Linked DNA regions of Homo sapiens: region 2 is linked to region 1. A link is a contact called in ENCODE Hi-C or POLR2A ChIA-PET data. All regions are on one chromosome and are shown on one strand. The core of a region is the stretch at or near the end of the contact, and the rest is flanking DNA. Distances in the headings are between cores, read along the strand shown.

The links. Hi-C counts contacts between places; a loop is a spot of excess contacts on that map. ChIA-PET counts read pairs that join two places held with the same protein, here RNA polymerase II (POLR2A). Pooled maps may share reads with other maps.
Region 2: a loop to region 1 is called in a map of left cardiac atrium, with 2.7 times the contacts of the local background. The contact joins two enhancer-like sites. A Hi-C loop is called at or near these places in 6 of 168 maps with a recorded cell type or tissue (CD8-positive, alpha-beta T cell, HAP-1, HL-60/S4 and 3 more), 6 of 37 single-sample maps with no recorded cell type and 10 of 50 pooled maps. POLR2A ChIA-PET finds 5 or more read pairs at or near these places in 13 of 52 experiments (CD4-positive, alpha-beta T cell, Caco-2, H1 and 8 more).

What each region holds. Positions count from the first base shown.
Region 1 is chr9:89,683,766-89,688,499 of GRCh38, reverse strand. The region is part of intron 3 of LINC03062 (long intergenic non-protein coding RNA 3062); the gene reads right to left. Among named protein-coding and RNA genes, the nearest start is that of LINC03062, 46 kb to the right of the region's middle. RefSeq lists an enhancer at 2,185-2,756. Within about 2 kb of position 3,204, at least 13 of the 41 ENCODE cell types and tissues checked have a DNase peak (open chromatin) inside an H3K27ac peak, as active enhancers do.
Region 2 is chr9:89,727,409-89,732,224 of GRCh38, reverse strand. No RefSeq gene overlaps it. Among named protein-coding and RNA genes, the nearest start is that of LINC03062, 90 kb to the right of the region's middle. Within about 2 kb of position 1,349, at least 4 of the 41 ENCODE cell types and tissues checked have a DNase peak (open chromatin) inside an H3K27ac peak, as active enhancers do.

The sequences.
Region 1 (4,734 bases), core at 1,955-4,454:
AAGTAGAGCCACCCTAGGAATGAGCTTCCTTCTCTGCAGAGCCATTCTCCCATCCTGCAGGCCAGGAACAATATTCCCGGCATGAAGATGAACTAATTCCTCCTGTCTTATAGCTCCTCATGGCTTCATTTCATAACATCTTTTTATTGGTTTCATATTTGCACTACAACTCTCTTAGGGTGCTTATCATTTTACCCTGTTTTTAGTTACCTTGTTTTTGTGGGTTTTTTCCTTCTGCATTTGGCTTGATGACAGTCTCAAAATTGTTCCAGGCCCTGAATCACAATTTCTTTCCTATTGGGTTCTTTTCCCCTGGATATCTCTTTTCCAGGCCTTATCAATAAGGATCCGTCAGAATATAGGGCAGCCGAGCTTTAGTTGGGCGGTGCTGTGCCCTCAGCCTTGAGCTCTAAGAAAGGCAGCTGCTTTTAGGGAAACTTGAGGGGGCAGTACTACAGCTCCTGAGGCTCTCCCGCCCAGTTTATGTGTGAGGACCGGGAATGTGTATATCCTTGTATGGTTTGAATGTTCCCTCCAAAGCTCGTGTTGAAACTAAATCCCCAATGTGGCAATATTGAGACTCAGGTGGGGCCTATCAGAAGTGATTGGATCATGAGGGTTCTGCCTTTAGGAACAGATTAATCTCTTCATTGATTAACAGATTAAAGGGTTATCTCAGTGGCTTTATGAGCAAAGGAAAGCACGCTCAGCCCCCTTACCACGTGATGCCTTGCTGAGCATGTTCGTCAGTCCCCACCAGCAAGGAGGTCCTCCCCAGAGGCACGCCCTTGACCCTGGACTTCCCAGCCTCCAGAACTGTAAGAAATTCCCTTTCTTTATACATTACCCAGTTTCAGGTATTCTGTTACAAGCAATGGGAAATGGACTAAGACAGCCCTCTAGGTCATGTGGCTCTGATAAAAGTCAGTGGGGAGACTTTAAGCCCATCTGATTCCCAGTCCTGTGCTCCCAGGACACAAGTGGCTCTGAGCCCCTCCTGCCCCTCCTGACAGGTTTCAGGAGGTGGATGCTGTGACCGGCCTGGCCACTCAGTAGGCACGTGTTTACATTGCGCATGTGGGTAAGTAATAAACCAGGAGCAAAAATTACAGACATACAGGATGGGCAGGTGGAGCCCTGCAGCCTCCCTTGAGAGCATGAAAGAAATATTGAATGGGGCTAATGTCATTCTGTCCTCTGACACTGAAGCCAAGAAATAAAATGCCCTACAGAGTGGAGGGGCCTGGAACTCTACACCAGTGTTCTCATTGTATAAACCACAAGGAAATACAGTTTTCCACAGGCCTCCCTGGCTTCTGTCGGAAGCACTGGCTCTCTGGCCTCCTGTCTGCTGTCCCAATGAATATGCAGAGAGAGGCTGGGGCTGAGCTGCAGGTCAGCCATGCTGCGCCTCACCTATTGAAAGAGGGAGCTGGAAGTAAACTCTCCGGCCCCCCAGCTTTGACATCTGTGCCCATCCTAGCCAACTCTCACAGAGCTGGCATGCAGGGTTGGATGAAGGAGCACCCTGGGATCCATAGCACAGGGCAGGGTACAGGACAGCAAGATACAGGCTCCCTGCCAGCCTGGGCTGGCCCCGAGGGGGCTGTAGGTCAGGGATACCACTGAAGATTTGCCCGTTAGGCAGCTGCCGGCCCTGTGCGACTGCCTCCTGGACTGCACCCCAGTGCTGGAGGTGGCCACCTGGGATGGGTGCAGTGGCTGAGGAAGCTGAGGTGACCCTGAGCCTGGAGGAAGGCCAGCTGGGGGCTGTCTGCTGACCACATCCCTGCAGCTGGGCAGCAAGGTCTTCCTGGAAGGGAGTCTAGAGTGCATAGCAGGGTCCACCAATGCTTCTAGAAAGCTGTACATCATCAGTATCATAGTCATCAGTGTCCTTTGTAGAGGGGCTTCTAGGCATCCTACATCTGATATCTCACTTACCAAGGGGGCAACTCAGCCATAAGGAAACTGAGTGAGCTGCCTACAAAGGAGAAGGAAATAGTTTTATAAAAAGAGAAGGCATATAGTCACCAACAGGAGAATGGGAATGGTAGAATCTGGCAGAGCTGCTCTTGGGAGCTGCCTGGGCATGTTGTTCAGAACCACGTGAGAGCATTGCTGACTCTGACCTTGATGCTCCCCGAGGATGAGGGCTGAGCCTGGAGCAACACAGGTGGCAGGGCAGGAAGAGCAGGCCGGCTCCCTGGGGATGGGAACCAGCAGGGAGGCTGCAGCTCCAGGCAGGAGTGACCAGGTAATGTTGGAACATCTGTCTGGACGTTCTGCAAGAGGCTGAGTCAGCAGCCAGCTAGGTGTGATTTAACTGGAGTGCACAGAGCTAGATGGTAAGAGAAAGCACGCATTTTTATTGTCCTGTCAGAAAATAATAATGCTCTTATGGCCAGCGTGGATCTCAGGTGAGCAGAAAATTGCACATTCGTCATTTCCCTACATATCAAGAGCCGGATCCCCCACACCACATGGGTGGGAATTTCCACCAGGGTAGTTCCTGGGCCTCTCCCCACCCTGCCCCAGAGTTTGTCCAAGTTGTCCAGGTTTACGCAGGGCCAAGCCACTGGCGAGCCTCCCAGTGCTCACGGACCCTGCCCCGGGTCCAATCTTCTGCCCAAATGGGCGCAGCCTCTGTTAGGATGCTGGAAGCCGGAGGTGGAGCATTTATACCCACCAGATCCCCAGCTCCCCCAAAGAACAGGACACAGCCCTCCTGCTGGAGGGACACACAGAGAGCCCTTGCAGATGTCCCACATCCAGGGAAATGTGTGTCCCCTGTGCCATTCCTCTCTGTGGGTACACGCTGGAGTGGAGGAGTAAGACAAAGCAGACAGAGAGCAGTTCCATTCCATGATGGCAACCCCAGGATGACAAGGGAGGCAGTGCCAGACGACTGACGCTGTGCCCACTCCCATGCTCTGGAGTCAGGCCTGACAAGGAAGATTTATTTTTGGTACAGGCGATAAGGCATAAAAACCCACGCACCGCACGTGCCTGTGTTTTGTGTGGCATGAATACATGTTAGCCGTGACCAACAAGAACGCAAAGCCATTACTTGGTGCCTGCAGAGGGAGGCCTGGCCAGTTCCTATAGCAGGACAGCAGCCCGAGCTGTCTCCAGGGAGAACCTCCAGCCTGCAGCTTGAGTCACACAGCACAGATCCAAGGCACCACCTGTGCCTATTCAGATTGTCTCATGCTCCAGAGAAGTCCATGGAGTGCCGTCCAGATATTCCAGCCCAACAAACCTTCTAAGGGAGAAGCAGGCGCTGACTGGCCCTCACGGTCCCCTGGCTCTCCACTGGAGCCAGAGTTCCCGACAGGACTTGTGGAACAGAATGTCAGCATTTGCTTTGTCTGGAAAGCTCAAGAGCATGTGGATCCGGCCTCATTCAACGGCCCAGAATATCTGCCCCTGGCATTGGTGAGACATCACCCTGTTCCTGCTAAAAGCACAGCAAGGGCTGCCGATGTCCACAAGGGACCTGCCCGCCAAGGCAGATTCTGTCTCCCGGGTCTTCTGAGCTCTGTCCAGCTGCCAAAAGATAGGCTGTGCCCAGAGGAGGACAAAACATTTTGCCCAAGGACTTTATTATGCAACGACACGAAAAATTACCACGTGAGAGTTTTATTCCTCTGAAAACACATTTTGTTGGAAACATTAAATGTTATGTTATTTCCTATGCTGTATATTTAAATACTTTATTTTTCTGGGCAAAAATGCCAGGAAAATAACTTGCCTCTCTGGAGGAACTACTCTACCTTTTTTTTTTTTTAAAGAACTGGCACTTCAAAAAAAAAAAACCCTTAGCTGTCAAGAAATGAGAGTTAAGTATTAACTCCATGCCAGCATCCACTTTATCTTAGATTCCTGATATATTCATTTCTCTTCCCCACTTTTCTACTAAAGTCTGCCAATGTCCTTGATTTCATTTTAACTCCTTGTGGGAGCATGCCAAGGCACCTGCAAGCCCTTTGAAAGAAAGGGAGGAATTAAAAGTAAATTAGCAGAGGCACTTGTAAGTAAGCAAGCATAAGGCTTGGGATTTGTGCCTCGTCATCTGAAGCAGCCTTGTTGAGGGCCGAGAGCTGGAAATGGCAGGAGAAGAACCCTTGGGCCCTCTCTCTAAGAATCCATGGGCTGTCCAGGAAGCATGGGGTTTCCCAGTCTGGAGCGAGAAGGGTAATAGCAGGGAGCATCAGGTATCCTCATTGTCTACTGCTGTGTAACAAATCGTCCCAAACTGAGTGTCTTAAAACAACCACAGTTATTTTATGCTCACTCCTGGTGTCAGGAAGGCTCAGCTGGGTGGCTCTGGCTTAGGGCTTTCTGCGGTGTAGTCAGACAGTGACAGGAGCTGTCAGGGGCTGGCCAGGCATCTCATCATACAGCCTCAACCCTTCCCATGTGCTCTCTCCCCATGGGATATTTTGTGCTTCCTGGCATTATGGCGGCCACAGGTGGCAGGACTTGTTGGGTGTTATTAACACTCAGGGCTCCAGCAAGAACCTCCCAGCAGCGCTCAGTGTAGAAGCTGCAGTGCCTTTGAGGGCTCATCCTCAGGAGTCAGACACCATCCCAGCAGACACACTGTCTGCTGGACACTGTGGATCCGCCAGTCCTGAAGATGAGCCTGGGTCCCAGGGGAGGAGGCAGACCTCACCCCTCAGGGGTAGGGGTGCTGAAGAACGTGTGGGTGCATCTCAAAACTGCCACCCA
Region 2 (4,816 bases), core at 100-2,599, 46 kb before region 1:
TTAGAGACAAAGTCCTGAGACTCCACACCTGATTGTCCCCAAGTCCCAGGGGGGTTTCTGAAACTGCCTAGGAGATGCTACGGGGGGCTGTGAGAATGTAAAGGAGCCCACCACCCAAGCTGGGGACCTTGAGACCGGCCTCTCTTTCATCCAGACCAGCCCTGCCTTTATCTGTTGTGCACAATGGCATTTAGACTGCTTCCACTGGTAAACTGGAGTTTGAAAGTGACAGGAATGGTTGATCAAGCAGGCCCTTGGGGCTCTCAGATGAATGCACCATTCTGTCACTTTGTCCTGTATGGTTGCCATCCATACAGAGAACACTGGGCTGAGCAGCCTCCTGCCCAGCCTGCTGGAGATGCCGTATCCACATTAGGGTGAGACCTAGAGGCACTAGGGGCAGCAGGAGGGAAGGGGGAAACCTGTTCCTTCCTGAGAGTTGTAATCTCCTTATAGAGAGAGATGATCCAGAGAGGGAGCTGGCGGGGTGGCATGCAGCTATGAAGGTGCTGAGCTGGCAAGAAAGCAGCCACGCAAAAGGTGGCACGGAGGGCAGGAAGCCTCAGCAACACAGAATAGGCAAAAGCCAGGACAGCTCCTCTGGGACCAGGGCAACTGGACATGCTCCAGGTAATGCAGGTAATGCAGGTAACGCAGCTGAGTGGGCACCAAAAGGCAAGAGCCATGTTAGGGAAGAGATCAGGTTGGTCAAATACACCACAGGCTGCTAAAAAGGGAGCTCTATTACTAAGCGTTAATCATAAGATTGGAGAGATTGTTGAGAAGTACTTCACACTTGAAGAAGACATCTTCAGGAGAAAATGAAAGGAAAATGTGGGTGGGGAGAAAGATCAGGTTATTCTATTTATTTCCAACTGGGTAATATGGTATATATGACACATACACAGATAGATAGTTGGATGGATATATATATATATCATAACGAAAAAGATCATCTCTCATATGAAGGTCTTGAGCCAGGACCCACATGCACCACACTCAAATATTATACCATGAATTTCCACAGACCAAAATCTTTAAAGCACCTACAACTGGAATTTTCTTAGACTAAAATAATTTGGCTAGGTAACAGAATTCAGCTACTTGCAAGAGTCAAAGGGGGACACGTTGTTTTATAAATTAACTAGAAACATTTCTTGAGCCAAACTAGAGATGGAGTTATTGACACAACCGGAGGGCAGAGCTCACCAAGGGCACCGAGACTGGCCGCTACTTAGCTCACCTAGGACCTCCCACGCCGCCCACAGGCCGCACCACAGAGCAGCAGGAGACACGTGTTCCAATGTTGACCGAAAGGCAGGTGGAGGCCAGAAAGCATGCTGCCCACTGACACTGGGCCCCAGCCACAGAGGCGGGACAGAGCCACCAGCTCCGCCGCTCCACCACCCCCAGCTCGCTGGGTAAACACACTCAAGCTGGAAGCCTGGTGTCCCGGCCTTCTCACGAGACTGCAGGAAGCAGGACGGACGAAGTTTACTAAAATCTAACATCCTATGGTACGTGGGATTTATTTTTTTTAGACACTATCCAGGCTGGTTTTGTTCTCCCCACTGTTTAACTGTATTTAGTATACAACCTGCAAATAAAAATATACCTGGGCTAGCCCTGATCCAGGGTTTGGAGGCAGTATGATCTCTGCAACATCTGCAGCAGAACCACTGGGGAATCATGAAGATTCCTGGCTCCTCCCTGCCCTGCATACACACTCACACACACACACACACCCCATTCATGCACCATACACACATCATACACATACCATACACACACAAACCACGCACACTGTAAACCCACATGCAGCACACACAGCACACACCCCATTCACATACCAGACACACACCATACACACATCATACACATACCATACACATACAGACCACGCACACTGTAAACCCACACACACCACACACAGCACACACCCCACCTACACACAACACACACACGACTCACTGTACATCTCACACACACTGTATGCCACCTACACATGCCCCCCCACACCATATACCACACACACACCATACACACCACACAAACCCACACAAGTACACTCCACACACGCATACACACACCATACATATACACATACATCCCACACACACATACATACAGCACAAATTACACACACACCACACATACATACACACACTATACACCACACACAATATACACCCTACACACACATACACACAGCACAAACTACGAACACACACTCACAACTACACACATTACACACACCACAAAAACTATACACCCCACACAGTATACACACCCACACACACATACACACAACACAAACTACACACACACCACAGAAACACAGAAACGCACATTATATGCACCATACAAGCTATATACCCCACACACAGCACACATTATACACCCTCTCCACCACACACACACACACACACACACACACACACACACGAGTCCTGTATTAGAATTGTTAGGAAGTGGCGCATAGTAACCTCCATTTTAACACCCAATCCTGAAGTTTGAGTCACAGCTTTTACATGAGCCAGGCTTCAAACCTTTAAACCCCTTTGATTAGTGGGCAGGCAGAGGGGAGCTTTAGTGGATAACAGCAAAGTGTGTCATGCACAGCACCCCATGTGGGTCAGCATCCCATGCCATTTTCATGACAGCCCTAGAAGCTGGGGATTGTCACTGTGAGTCTCAAACCCTACAGGTTTGCAAATGTACAGAATCCTCCTATCTCAGGAATGCCTATGGTTCCTGAAGAAAATAATATATACATGTAGCTAATCTTGGCAATTCCAGAGGCCAAAAAAAAAACAATGTCCCGCAGTCATGAGGTCATGGCCCTTCTTGTGGTGAGCTCATCAGTCCCAAGCGCCAGGAGGGCTCTCCAGGCACTATCTGAGCCTCACAACACCCTTGGGCAGCCCCACCTGGCCCTGCACTGCCTCCTTCCCTTCTTGCAACAAAAAATTCCATGTCAAGGCAAAGACTGATAACGAGGGTGATGTAATTAAAACTCCCCAGGACCAGACTCTCCACCCTGACTTTTCAAAAGGTCTATTCATCCCATCAATATCTTAGAAGGATGGGCCACATTCCTCCCTCCCAGTCTGCGGAAGCTATGGGGACAGGCCCAGGGGTGAGCTGCGAGCTCCCTCACCCCATGGAAAGGGCCCCTGCTCTGTCCCCCTCCTTTGAAGGTTTCTTCAGAGACAGAAGCTGTTCTTCCTTTGAAGGGAGGAGGCTTAGTGAGAGTGGGATGAGGAGGGGACTTCCAGGGACAAAGCTTTGCTGTGGTCCAGGAATTGTGGGGAACCAACATGTCCTGTTTCCCTAAATTACTGCAGGGAGGGGCTGCAGGGCCCCAGGAGACACCAGCACCCTCCTACAGCCTTCCCGGCAGCTCCAAGGCAATTTCCTCTCCCTTCTTCCCCTCCTTGGCCTTCCAGAGGGGTTTGAAGAGTCCTTCACCATGTCCTCTGGGGAGCACATGAAGATGATGACTTTTTTAGGCAGTGTCTCTTCTATTCACCTTGACTTTGGCAGCACTAATTTTTCAAAACCCATCTCAGTGTATATATACCTTCCTGTTTAATTTTATAAAAATTAGCTCACCAAACTCCACCCTGGAGTAATTCACCAAAGTCACAAATTCACTCGAAAGAATTTATCCAAGGAGTCTGTGGATGGAAGTCAAAGAGTCTGAGAACTTGAATGGGGAAAGAATTCCATCTTTATTTCCAACCACCCTCTAATTGGAATTGAGCCTTGTCTTCACTGTGATTTTAAGTACCTTCACAGTAGGATTTGGGATAGCTGTGATTTTGTCACCACAGAAGCCACAATTATTTGAGCAGCTCATTAAAATTGTTGCAGATGTCATAAAACTTTGTTTATGTATTTATGTATTTATTTAGAGACAGGGTCTTGCTTTATCACCTAGGCTGAGTGCAGTGGTGCAGTCTCAGTTTACTGCAGCCTCCGCCTCCTAGGTTCAAGCATTCTACTGCCTCAGTCACCTGAGTAGCTGGGACCACAGGCATGAGCTACTATGCCTGGCTAATTTTTGTTTTTTATATTTTGTAGAGACGGGGTTTTTCCATGTTGCCCAGGCTGGTCTAGAACTCCTGGGCTCAAGAGATCCACCTGCCTCCTAAAGACTGGGATTATAGGTGTGAGCCGCCACATCCAGACAAAATTTTGTATACTCTACCAATCCTTATAGATGTGAATCTTTAGCTAAAATTAAAATAAAATAAAATATTAAAAAGACAATAATTCTGGTTTTTCCTCTTGGAAAAAATCAGTAGAAAAATCTATGTGTGTGTATGGTGGAAGCATCAGGAAGACGGGGCTTTGCTGACACTGCTTCATTTATACTGCGTTCCCAGCATCTAGACTAGTACTGTGCATGGTAGGTGTTTAACAAACACAGTACTTACTGAATTTAAAACACTAGGTAAACTCGTAAGTGCTTACAAATCTATGGATTTTATTGACTTTTTAAACTGCAAAAGTAATGCATGCTTGTAAAACATCAAATGTTAAATTTACACAGCAAAAAAGACGTCTCCCTTATAATCACCCCATCTCCCCTCCACACCCCCCTGCCAGCCTGTGGTCACTCCTGGTAGCACTCTGGTGTGAATCCTCTCAGATCTTTTCCCACTTATTTAAAATGTGTGGGTTGAGGAGGGTGGCTTTTTTGTTTTTTGTTAATAAATATATAACAAGGTGACTGACTGAATATGTAATTTGTATTTTGCCTTTCTTTTTTCCTGCTTTTAGCAAGAGAAACTCTGGAGTTTTCAAGCAA